Regions from separate parts of the Mus musculus genome. Here region 2 is linked to region 1. Evidence: chromatin loops called from intact Hi-C (ENCODE). Cell type or tissue: gastrocnemius. All regions are shown on one strand. Each heading gives the region's core, and the rest is flanking DNA. Links, peaks and the distances in the headings are about the cores only. Region 1 overlaps Glg1 (golgi apparatus protein 1). Region 2 overlaps Rfwd3 (ring finger and WD repeat domain 3).

Region 1 (5,376 bases), core at 302-5,301:
ATGGTATAGAACTTTCTTGTCACCTTTTGGGGGAAGCCCTCCTTTGCATGCATAGCCTACCTCATCTGAGCAGTGCAGCTGGAGCTGAGGGTCCAGGCGGTAATCCAGAGCAGACTCCTGGATGATGATACGGATCTGGTCCTCACAGTCTGAGGACAGGCGCTGGAGATGACAAAGGGAGACCAAATCAGCATACCTGAGAGCATCCGATTTTTACCTGAGCCCTCACACCCCATTTTGGGGAAGGCATAAAAATGGCAACAGGAGTATGCTAGTGATGTCCATGGAAAAATGCGCATCAACACAGCTCTATAGAGCCTGGCCAGCATACCTGGTCAGCATATCTCAGCTTGAGGCATGAGATAACTTGGCCTTCTAGCTCTGAATCGTCCTTAGCCTTGGTCAGGATGCCATGACAGAACTTAGGAATGTCAGCTTTACAGGCCTTCCTTAGCACAGGGTTTAAGCGGTAATCTAGAATAAAAACATGTTAATATATGAGAAAATGGTTCACCTGTAGATTTTCACAAATTTTTGGAAATTCATCTTTCAAAGGGGGCATATTAATTGGGGTGCAACTAGCTGGGGTGCATATTAGCAAAGAGGGAGGTGGTGGTGCAAGCCTTTAATCCCAGCACTCAGGAGGCAGAAGCAATTGGATCTCTCTGAGTCTGAGCTAGTCTGGTCTACAGTGTGAGTTCCAAGACAGCCAGAGTTACAAAGAAACCTTGTCTCAAAAAAACAAAAGAGGGGTGGGGGTGGGGGTCATAGGGGCACAGTATGTCAATAGTCAGGAATATAAATGCTGATTTGTTAAGTTAGCTAACAGCAGATGAGATATCAGGCCAGGACTGCTGTTGTTTTTAAGGAGGGACGGACTTCCTGCAGTTCAAGGAACACATCCCTTCACAGGGGAAGGTATGACAGCAGGCATGAACTTCACAATCCTCCTGCCTCAGTCTTTCATGTGCTGGATTAAGTGTGCCTGTTACCAGACCTATTCTCCCCAACACCAGCAATGTGACTCAGCTCAGGGCACCTGACTCCTTCTCAGGAAGCCCTCACCTCTGCAGGGGTCTGTGCTCCAATACTTAAAAACAAACGGTATCATTTGGACAGCAGAAACCTTGTCCGTAATAGATAATTTTGAAAGAAATATCTAACAGTTTTTGTCCACTAAGGTACAAGGTTTCCCAGGCAAGAGCTGAAATTTTCCCTCTGAAAATTATTGACTGTGCTCATGAAGTTTGAAATTCTAGAGTAAATCTCTAGAATTACTGTCCTAGGGACTCTAATGCTGATTTATTTTTTGTTTTTTAAATTCGACCCTTTCCCTTTGACCTTCATTCTATTTTTCTGGAACGCCTGCAAAGGAGGAGAGTGCACGGCTCAGATAACAACACGTCCTGCAAGTTCGACTTGGGATGCACTCAACAGAAGCAGTAGAGCTGAGCAAGACGGTACCTGTGTTCTGGGTGATCTGGCGCTTGGTTATCATCTGTTTGCATTTGGGATCCATCAATTCACTGTTCTTATTTTGTTTTAAACACTGCAACATAGTTTTAGAATCTGCTTCTGGACAGAACCGCTGCAAAGAAAATAAAATTATATGAAAATGGCTATCTCAGACTGGCAACTAATCTACCCGTGATTGCTTTTCCAGTTACCAGGGAGCTCACAGAAGCACAAGTCAAGGCATCACTTGACGTAAGCAGGGAACAGCTAAGCATCAGTAAGTGCCCAGCCCCGGTGCCCCTCTTTACTTTTTATCTCCTGCATTTCACACATTTCTCTCTGCCAACACTGGACATCAACCACACAGGATGTAAATTCTGCTCGGGCTTGGTTCCTATTACTATGGCTATGTTACAGTACAGGCCGTTTCACACATGTCATTACTTGATGAGTATGAACAGAACAGTCACCATGCCCTCGGGCCATCCCTACCCAGCCACAGAGGTAGTACTTAGGAATAACTGTTAACTAATGTGGACAGGGATTTGGGGTGAGCACTGTAATCCAAATGTGAGGTTAGCCCCTGTACACACTCTGCTCTCCTCCCTTCAATTAGAGCTCAGTCTGGGGCTGGTAATGAACTCCATCTGTACTTGTCAATCTGCACGTCTGGTCACGGCAACTCAAACTCTGCTTAGGATCCTTCCTTCACCATAAGGTCTCCCTTTCTTGTTTTAGTGTTTGTGTCCCCCCTCCCCCGCCATTCTTCTCTTTGGTATGTGCGTGCACACACACACACACACACACACACACACACACACACACACACACAAATAAACAAACATTAAATTCCCACTAACAGTTATTGGTAGAATCAGGTATTTTAAAGGAAGTGAAAATTTTATTAACATTTCTTTGCACTTCCTTAATTTTAATTTTCGTGTGTGTGTGTATGTGTGTGTGTGTGTATAGGACCATTAAGAAAATTCACTGGAAGCCATGTAGTGGTGGCACACACCTTTAAACCTAGCACTCAAGAGACAGAGGCTGGCTGATCTCTGTGAATTTGAAGCCAATCAGTTTGCAGAAAAAGTTCCAGGACAGCCAAGGCCACACAGAGAAACCCTGTCTTACAAAACCTAAACCAATAAACAGTCACTGGTAGATTATTTGAAGCAAACGAATATATAGAATACCTACACATTTTGCAGGTGAGAGATGGCTAATGGACAAGGGCATTTGCTGTAATTCTTACAGAGGATCTGGGTTCAGCTCACCACCCCCACGTGGCAGCTTATAACCACCTGTAACTTTAATTCTAAGAAACCAATGCCTTCTCCGGTCTCAGTGGGCCCCAGGCACATATACTGTATCCATTCATACACCCAGGCAAAAGACTCATACACATTAAGTAAAATGTAAAAATCTTGAACAGAAAGCAACATCTTGAGAGTGTGGGATATGATCTGAAAAAAACACTGGATTGTGGCTTTTTTAGCCCACCTTTCCTGGCAACCTATTTAGCTGAACTTTGTTCAAAGCAAGCTAGTTAGTTCAGTTCTGTAATTTTCCCAACATGAGCAGCATCCATGTTGCTTAGAGGGCTAATGGACACTCTCACTGTTCCACTCCCAGAGACTCTGGAGCTCAGGAACACACAAGTTGGCAGGTGAAGACAATGCTATTGGACTGTAGACCCACAGCCGAGGGCATCACCATGTTGGCTGTGTTTAACAGGACACAACGGGAAAGGATCACACTGCTATTGTCACTTAGGTCGCCCTTGGTCTTTTACCTTAATCATCTGCTTGCAGACTCTCATCAGAGTATAGTCTAGCTCTGGGTCCATCATCTCCGTCTCCTGCAGCTTAAATACTTTCTGGTGGCAACGGGTACTCAGCTGCTTCTTGTTTTCTTTTAGACATTCAATAATCTGCAACAGAAGAGTTCCAGCTGAGTTAGGAAATAGACGAGAAATTCACAGTTCATCTAGTAAACAAACAGTCACATGTAACACAAGAGTTATGGTTGTGTTAGGAAGTGTGTCGGGTTGAAAGTCATCGATTCTGACTGACACACTCACTGTTTTTCTAACCCAGGACCTTTTGTTTCTAATTCCAGGCAATAGGAGTAAGGATTCTCTCATTAAGGAGAATTACTCTCATGCATTTATATAACCTTAGGGCCAACAGTGAACCAAATTACAAAAATTCAGAGTGATTAGCAGGCTGTACTGGAATCTAAAAAGAACCCATTTAGGCTTTCTGATTTCTTCTGCTTTCCTGAGCCACTCCTTGTAAGGATTCCTCGTGGAGCACACAGTTGACTTCTCTGACTAGAGAGCAGGTATAAAGTCTAGAAATTTGATTAAACTCAACACATATTTTATAAGAACAGTGTTAGATGTTAAGTGTGAATTGTATCCAATGCCATCTTCAAGGCAAACTATGAGGAGCTGTGACAGCAGAGGTGGAGTGACACTATAAAGAGCGTCATGGGATGGATTTTAAGGTAAGCATATACTGAAGTAGTCTCCTTACTATACCAAATGTAAGACATGTAACCAAGGAAAGCAGGTGGGGAGCAGTGCCAAGTCAGGGCTGCAGCATGAAGTCACAATACTTCTCTGAAGGACGTTAGGCACAACTAGAAACCATTAACTTGTTAAATCACACTAACACCTTAAGAAATGATACATAAGCCAAGAACTCAAACCTGAGAGGAAAAGGTAATAGACCACTCAAAGGAGACTGCAAAAACACATGTAAATGCCCTAGAAGCAATAAGTAGAAAATGATAAACAAGAATCTAGAATATATAGTTATAAAAAGAAGCAAGCAGAGATTTAAGAACTGAAAAAGCTCAATGGTACTGTTTAAAGAATGAGAGAATTGGGCTGGAGAGATGGCTCAGCGGTTAAGAGCACTGACTGCTCTTCTGAAAGGTCCTGAGTTCAATTCCCAGCAACCACATGGTGGCTCACAATCAACTGTAATAGGATCCGATGCCCTTTTCTGGGGTGTGTCTGAAGACAGCTACAGTGTATTCGTATAAATAATAATAAATAAATAATATTAAAAAAAAAAAGCTGGACAGTGGTGGCGCACACCTTTAATCCCAGTACTTGGGAAGTTGAAGCAGGCAGATTTCTGAGTTTGAGCCAGCCTGGTCTACAGAGTAAGTTCCAGGACAGCCAGGGCTACACAGAGAAACCCTGCCTGGAAAACAAACAAAAAACCAAACAAACAAAAGAATGAGAGACCTGTCTGGCAACAGTGGCACAGGCTTCTTTCATCCCAGTGCTTGGGAGGCAGAGACAAAGGGATGGGTCTCTCTGTAAATCCAATGCCAACTTGCTCTAAATATTGAGTACCATGACAGCGTGGGTTACACAGAGAAACCCTGTCTTAAAAAGCAAACGGGGGGGGGGGGGGTTGGGAAGAGGGAAGGGAGGGAAGGAGAGGGAGAAATTGAAGAATAATTTTTTTTTTGTTTTGTTTTTTTTCGAGACACGGTTTCTCTGTATAGACCTGGCTGTCCTGGAACTCACTTTGTAGACCAGGCTGGCCTCGAACTCAGAAATCCACCTCCCGAGTGCTGGGATTAAAGGCCTGTGCCACCACGCCCCGGCACCCTGAGCAATTGTAACAAATGTAACACAAAGTAAGCAAGACTGGAAACCATTAAGAAGGAGATGGAAAAGGTCACTAGGGACAGACCTGGGTGCAACACCTGTCCACAGGATTCCGCAGGAAGGGAAAGCAAAGCTGTATCTGAAGGAATGGCACCCAGAAGAAGAATCTGTGCTGACAAGTGCCCACCGTGTTAGAGAGCAAGATCCTGCCCGATCTCATTTCCATCAAACAGAAACTAAACCTAATAGAAAGACTAACTACAAAAGCGGGGAAACGGAGAATTCAG
Region 2 (5,376 bases), core at 172-5,171, 120 kb after region 1:
TGTTTGTTTGGTTTTTTTTTTTTTTTTTTTTCACTCCTTGAACTCAGAAATCCGCCTGCCTCTGCCTCTGAGTGCTGGGATTAAAGGCGTGCGCCACCATGCCTGGCTTGCAAATCAATCTGTAATGCAAATGACACACAGGGTATATTTTTTCTTCTTGGACTGCAGCAGTGACAAAGGACACTTCCACCTACATCCTCTCTCAGGATAACACTGCTACTGGTATTGGTAATTTGCAAAGTAAAACCAATATTTGTGGAAGATTTTTTTTTTTTAAAGAATAGCAGAAGGCTATGCAGTGATTAAAGAACTACTTGTAGCTGAAAGAGACATTTTTCTATTTGTTCCAGACAGGAACAGGATCTCACTGTGTACACCACAGTGGCCTAACTTGTGCCTCACCTTCCTGAATGCTGCCGCTACAAATGTGACAGCAGACCCAGCTATTAAAGATATGGTCTTTTGTTTTGAGACAGGATCTCTTTATGTAGCCTAACTTTCTTGGAACTTGCTACATAGAACAGGCTGGCTTGGCCTGGAACTCATAGAGATCTGTCTATGCCTGCCTCTTAGGTGCTGGGATTAAAGGCATGTGCCAACATGCCAAGCTATGAAAGGCATCTTTGTAGCATCTGAAGCACTTGCATTAAACTAACAGACAGACAGCAAACCGACAGAGAGACAAACAAAAGTGAGTTGGTAGCCTGTTACCAGTACTTAATCACCACTGAGTCCAAGATCCTTCCGAAAGGGAAGGGAGGGAAGTAGTACATAATGATGATCTCAGAGAGTGAGTTGTTTACCTGGAAGAAAGGAGGCCTGAGGGGAGGGCTGGGAGGCCACCAGGCAGCTCAGACCATCACAATAGGCCAAGATTCGGCATTTTCCCGTCTGAGATATGGTGAAGGTCTTTTCTGAGCTGTATTTGCCTGGGCTCTGGCTGGAGGACAGGCATTTCCCACAAAGTGCTTTCGAGCGACTGCACTGCTGCGCAGCTGAGTTCTGATGCCGCACAACAAACTTTTCCAAGTCCTACAACATAAAAGATGCTATAAGTGAATGCTTCCCCTCTTCTTTGGGTTTCTTTCTTCTTTTTGTCCCCCTCCCCACCCCTACCCCCAACCCCACCCCTGGCACCCCCAAGACAGTTTCTCTGTGTAGCCCTGGCCATACTGGAATTTACTCCATTGACCAAGCTGGCCTCAAACTCACAGAGATCTGCCTACCTCTGCTTCCCAACTGCTAGGATTAAAGGTGAGTGCCACCACCACCCAGCTAGAATGATTTCTTGATTGGATAAAAGATTTCTTGCCAATCACGAAAACGACACGACTCTCAACTGAATTTCAGAGTAACTGAAACTCAGTATTAAGTAACTGAACTAAAGAAAGTAAATATTAGGGTAAAGAAATCTTTAATGGTTGCTATGTCTGAAGCCCTGGGTTTGGGGTAAATGTCCTATCATTGAGATAAACCTAAGTAATATTTAGGTTCTTCTTAAACTGCCCTTCTTTTGAATTCTGATTCCAGAAGTTTTCTGAATTAGGAAGGACAAACTCACCTGGACACGGCTATTGAGTTTAGTGCACTTATCAATAAGGACCTGAAGCTGGAGCCGGCACTGTGCAGACTCTAACTCAGCTTGCTTCCTGAGCATTTGCTCATTCAGTAAGTCACTAGAAGGGAAAAGCCAGGGACAGAGGAGCATTAGGAGAGCTGCAGAAGACGTCCCAGCAAGCCGACACAGTAAGCTCATATTGTGATACACACACTTTACTATAAGCATGTCATTGCAGTTCAATAAAGCACAAAATAATCTCTTTAGTAGCACGTGGGGCTAAACAGCCAGCCCACTGGTTAAAAGCAAGCAATGGAAGCCAGAAATAGGACTTCTACTACAGAATGGAGACTAAAAATAGCATAGGAAAATGAGGGAGAGAACCAATTCACTGCTTTGAGCTAAGACAAATTACAAAAAATTAAACTTGAAAGATTAAAAAAAAAAAACAAACCAAGATTATCTATTGGAGTAAGGGAAAAATCAACTAATGTTGGTTATCACAAAGTATGCAAACTAAATAGCAATCAAGTTAACAGCACTAAAAAGGCTAAAGCTTTAAAAGACAAGGAAGTTTACACTGAGCAAATGCTAACAAAAGGCCAATTAGAATAAACGCAAAATGCATGAATAGGTACAAAAAAATAACATTACACAACCATAAATTTGCATACACTTAAAGATAATTTCAAAATAAGAAACACAAAAACAAGAACAATATTTCACTTGACTGAAACAGCAGAGAAAACGATATGAAAGCGGCAATGACAAGTCACTCATTTATTTATGAGAAATTCAAATGAGCAGGAAAATGTTGGCATATGCTTATAATACTACTAACTAAGGAGAGTCTGAGGGAGGGGGAATCACGTAAGCTTAGAAATTAAGAGTCATTCCTGGGCTACAGAGACTTTAGTTCAAAGCAAAGACAACAGAAGAAACACTATATTAAGAGGGCTGGCTGGAGAGATGGTTCAGCAGTTAAGAGCACCAACTGCTCTTCCAGAGGTCCTGAGTTCAATTCCCAGCAACCACATGGTGGCTCACAACCATCTGTAACGGGATCTGATGCCCTCTTCTTGTGTGTCTAAAGACACCGATGTACTCACATTAAAAAAAAAAAAAAAAAAAAAGAAGGCTGGAGAGATGGTTCAGCAATGAAAGGCATTTATTACTCTTACACAGGACCAGGGTTTAGTTTCCAGGACCTACATGGCAGCTCACACTTGTCTGAACTCCAATTCTAGGGGTTCTGCTGCCCTCTCCTGTCCTTTGAGAATACCAGGCACACACATACTCATGCTGACCAAATACCCATCCTATGTATATTACATAAAGAATCGTTAAGAGAGACAAGGTTGGGGGGGGGGGGGGATTTCAGAATTATCCTTGTCTACCAAGAGCAAGGCCAGCTGGACTCAGTAAGACCATGTCTCCAAACAACAAAGGAAAACAAAAAGCCAGGCCATGGAACAAAATGCTTGAGTTAGCAATAAAAATTTTGTGCAAAAAGAACACAGTAAGCTGGGCGTGGTGGTACACGCCTTTAATCCCAGCCCTCAGGAGGCAGAGGCGGGCAGATTTCTGAGTTCCAGGACAGCCAGGGCTATACAGAGAAACCCTGTCTCGAAAAAAAACCAAAAACCAAACCAAAACAAACAAACAAAAAACCACCACAGTGTCTAGTAAATCACACTATAGCAGTTGATAATCCATGATATTAGACCTCAGAGTTAAAAGCGTCTTTGACAAACACAAATTTAAGAGATCACTCAGGGCTACATCGTGATCATGGAAGCCAACTCAGGCTGAGCCTGGTGGTACAGCTACTCAGGAGGCATGAAGGTCACCAATGAGTGGCTTCTTTTGTCTACAATGTGAGTTCCAGAGCAGCCTAGACAATGTGGAGACCATCCCAAACAACAACAAAATGCCCCCACAATACTTAAAAAGCAGACTTCTTTGCAGATTGCCCGAGTTGCTCTCCAAGAGAACTCATGGGCTCTAGTCAGTGATCTAGCCATCTTCAGAGCAGCTGTGACTTCAGAAAAGCACAACAAGGCCTCTTTGCACGGACTGACTTTTCATAAAGGCCTAAAACAAAAATGGCAAAAAGTAGGATTCAATAGTACAAAGGTGCAGTGTGGGGTCCCAGGACAGCCAAGGAGGGCCTCAAGGAGAAAACCTGACTTACAAAAATGTAGTCACAATGTTTTTATTGACATGTGTGCACTTTAACCACTTTTGCAATGTCTATTATTATGCTACAATGGTATCAGTTTACTCAACTAGTTAATCTACTTGAGCTAGATTATTAGCAACATAAATCATTTTCAACTAAACCTTTGCAAATATACTTTTTTAAAGAACTACTTTACGGGAGCAGGATAACTACGCATTTGCACTTGACAGCTATAAACTAACCTTTCTCATTGAGGTGACCAGATCTCAACAAGGAACACCTTGAGGAAAGATTTGTTTTGGCTCTCAGCATATGGTGACAGCATGAGGTGACGCTGAGAGGGAAGGCATGGCAACAGGTGGCTCCCTGACAGCTCACTTACATCTCTGCCATCAGGAAGTGGAGGGGTCAAGCTAGGTTAACTTTTTTGAGTAGGTTAACTCCTGAGGCCCGCCCTACCCAGTGAATCATTCTGGCAGCCAATCCTGGCTTCTTAAAGGTTTCATGGCCTCTCAAATGGCACCACCAGCTCTAAGTATTTAAACATTCAAACTTTACCAGTAAAATGTGAATAATCATATCCGAAACTTTCTCAATGGTGGATATTTTAAACTTAAGTCTTCCTTTTCTTTATAGAGACAGGGTGTATGTGGTACAGGAAGTGTGGAACTTGCTGGACATTGTTACTTTCTTTTGTTCTTGTCCTAGATGAATCCCAGGGCTGTGTGTGTGCCAGCCAAGTGCCACTGAGCTGGGTCTCCAGTCTCGGCCTCAGACGTGTGATTCACCTGCTTCTTTGCCTATGAACATGTCACCATTTGGGGAAAAAAATTGTATTATATGAGAATGTGGGTGATTGTGTGCCACACCACATACGTGTGGAAATCATAGGGTAACTTTGCGAGTGGGTTTTCTCTCTACCAGGGGTTCTAGGGTTCTAACAATCAAATTCAGGTCATTATGCTTGTACAGAGAGGGCTTGCATCCACTGAGCCATGTCTCGGAAGACAGGGTTTCTCTTTATAGCCCTAGCTGTCTCCTTGCTCTGTAGACCAGGCTGGCCTTGAACTTAAGAGATATATCTGCCTCTGCCTTACTTCCTGGCTATTAGCAACTATTCAGAGTAGAGTCTACGATGGCTTTGTTCTTTTTTTTTCTCCCATGCACTCTATGTGCAAACTTCACTTAACAGATCTTCTGAAAGAAAGCTATTTTAAGGGGAAGAGTGACACACAATCAAAAGCAGAAACACGCCAAGCCGGACATAGTGGTGTGCACTGGTAATTCTAGCCCTGGAGAGACAAAGGCAAGAGGATCACTGGTAGTTCCAGGTCAACCCAGGCTAAGAGTCTGACCGTCTCAAAATACAAACAAAACATGAAATACGGTGAAATTTTTTTTCCTTTGAGCTTCAGTCTCAGGAATCCTAGGCTGACCTTGAACTCTTTTCTCTGTGTAGCCCTGGCTGTCCTGGATCTCACTCTGTAGACCAGGCTGGCCTCGAACTCAGAAATCTGCCTGCCTCTGCCTCCCAAGTGCTGGGATTAAAGGCGCAAGCCACCACGCCCTGCACCAAGCTGCTATACTTCCAACCCTAGCCTCACATTTTAATTTTATTTTTGGAAATAGGGTCAAT

Evidence for each region. A loop is a pair of places that touch in the nucleus more often than their neighbours do. Peaks named below come from ENCODE experiments on the same cell type or tissue, not always from the same donor. Only the 100,000 strongest peaks of a DNase experiment are listed, where the experiment ranks them.
Region 2: a loop joins it to region 1, with 2.2 times the contacts of the local background. A loop is called at or near these places in 3 of 42 quality-filtered maps.

The regions. Positions count from the first base shown.
Region 1 is chr8:111,162,307-111,167,682 of GRCm38, forward strand. It overlaps Glg1 (golgi apparatus protein 1), which reads right to left. Exons shown (of 26, transcript NM_009149.3): 19 at 3,251-3,388; 20 at 1,465-1,588; 21 at 332-474; 22 at 61-162. Among named protein-coding and RNA genes, the nearest start is that of 9430091E24Rik, 19 kb to the left of the region's middle. In gastrocnemius, for the core only: no CTCF peak of the experiment used is centred there; no DNase peak of the experiment used is centred there.
Region 2 is chr8:111,281,714-111,287,089 of GRCm38, forward strand. It overlaps Rfwd3 (ring finger and WD repeat domain 3), which reads right to left. Exons shown (of 13, transcript NM_146218.4): 7 at 1,562-1,676; 8 at 804-1,032. Among named protein-coding and RNA genes, the nearest start is that of Rfwd3, 16 kb to the right of the region's middle. In gastrocnemius, for the core only: a CTCF peak has its summit at 2,827 (motif pointing left); no DNase peak of the experiment used is centred there.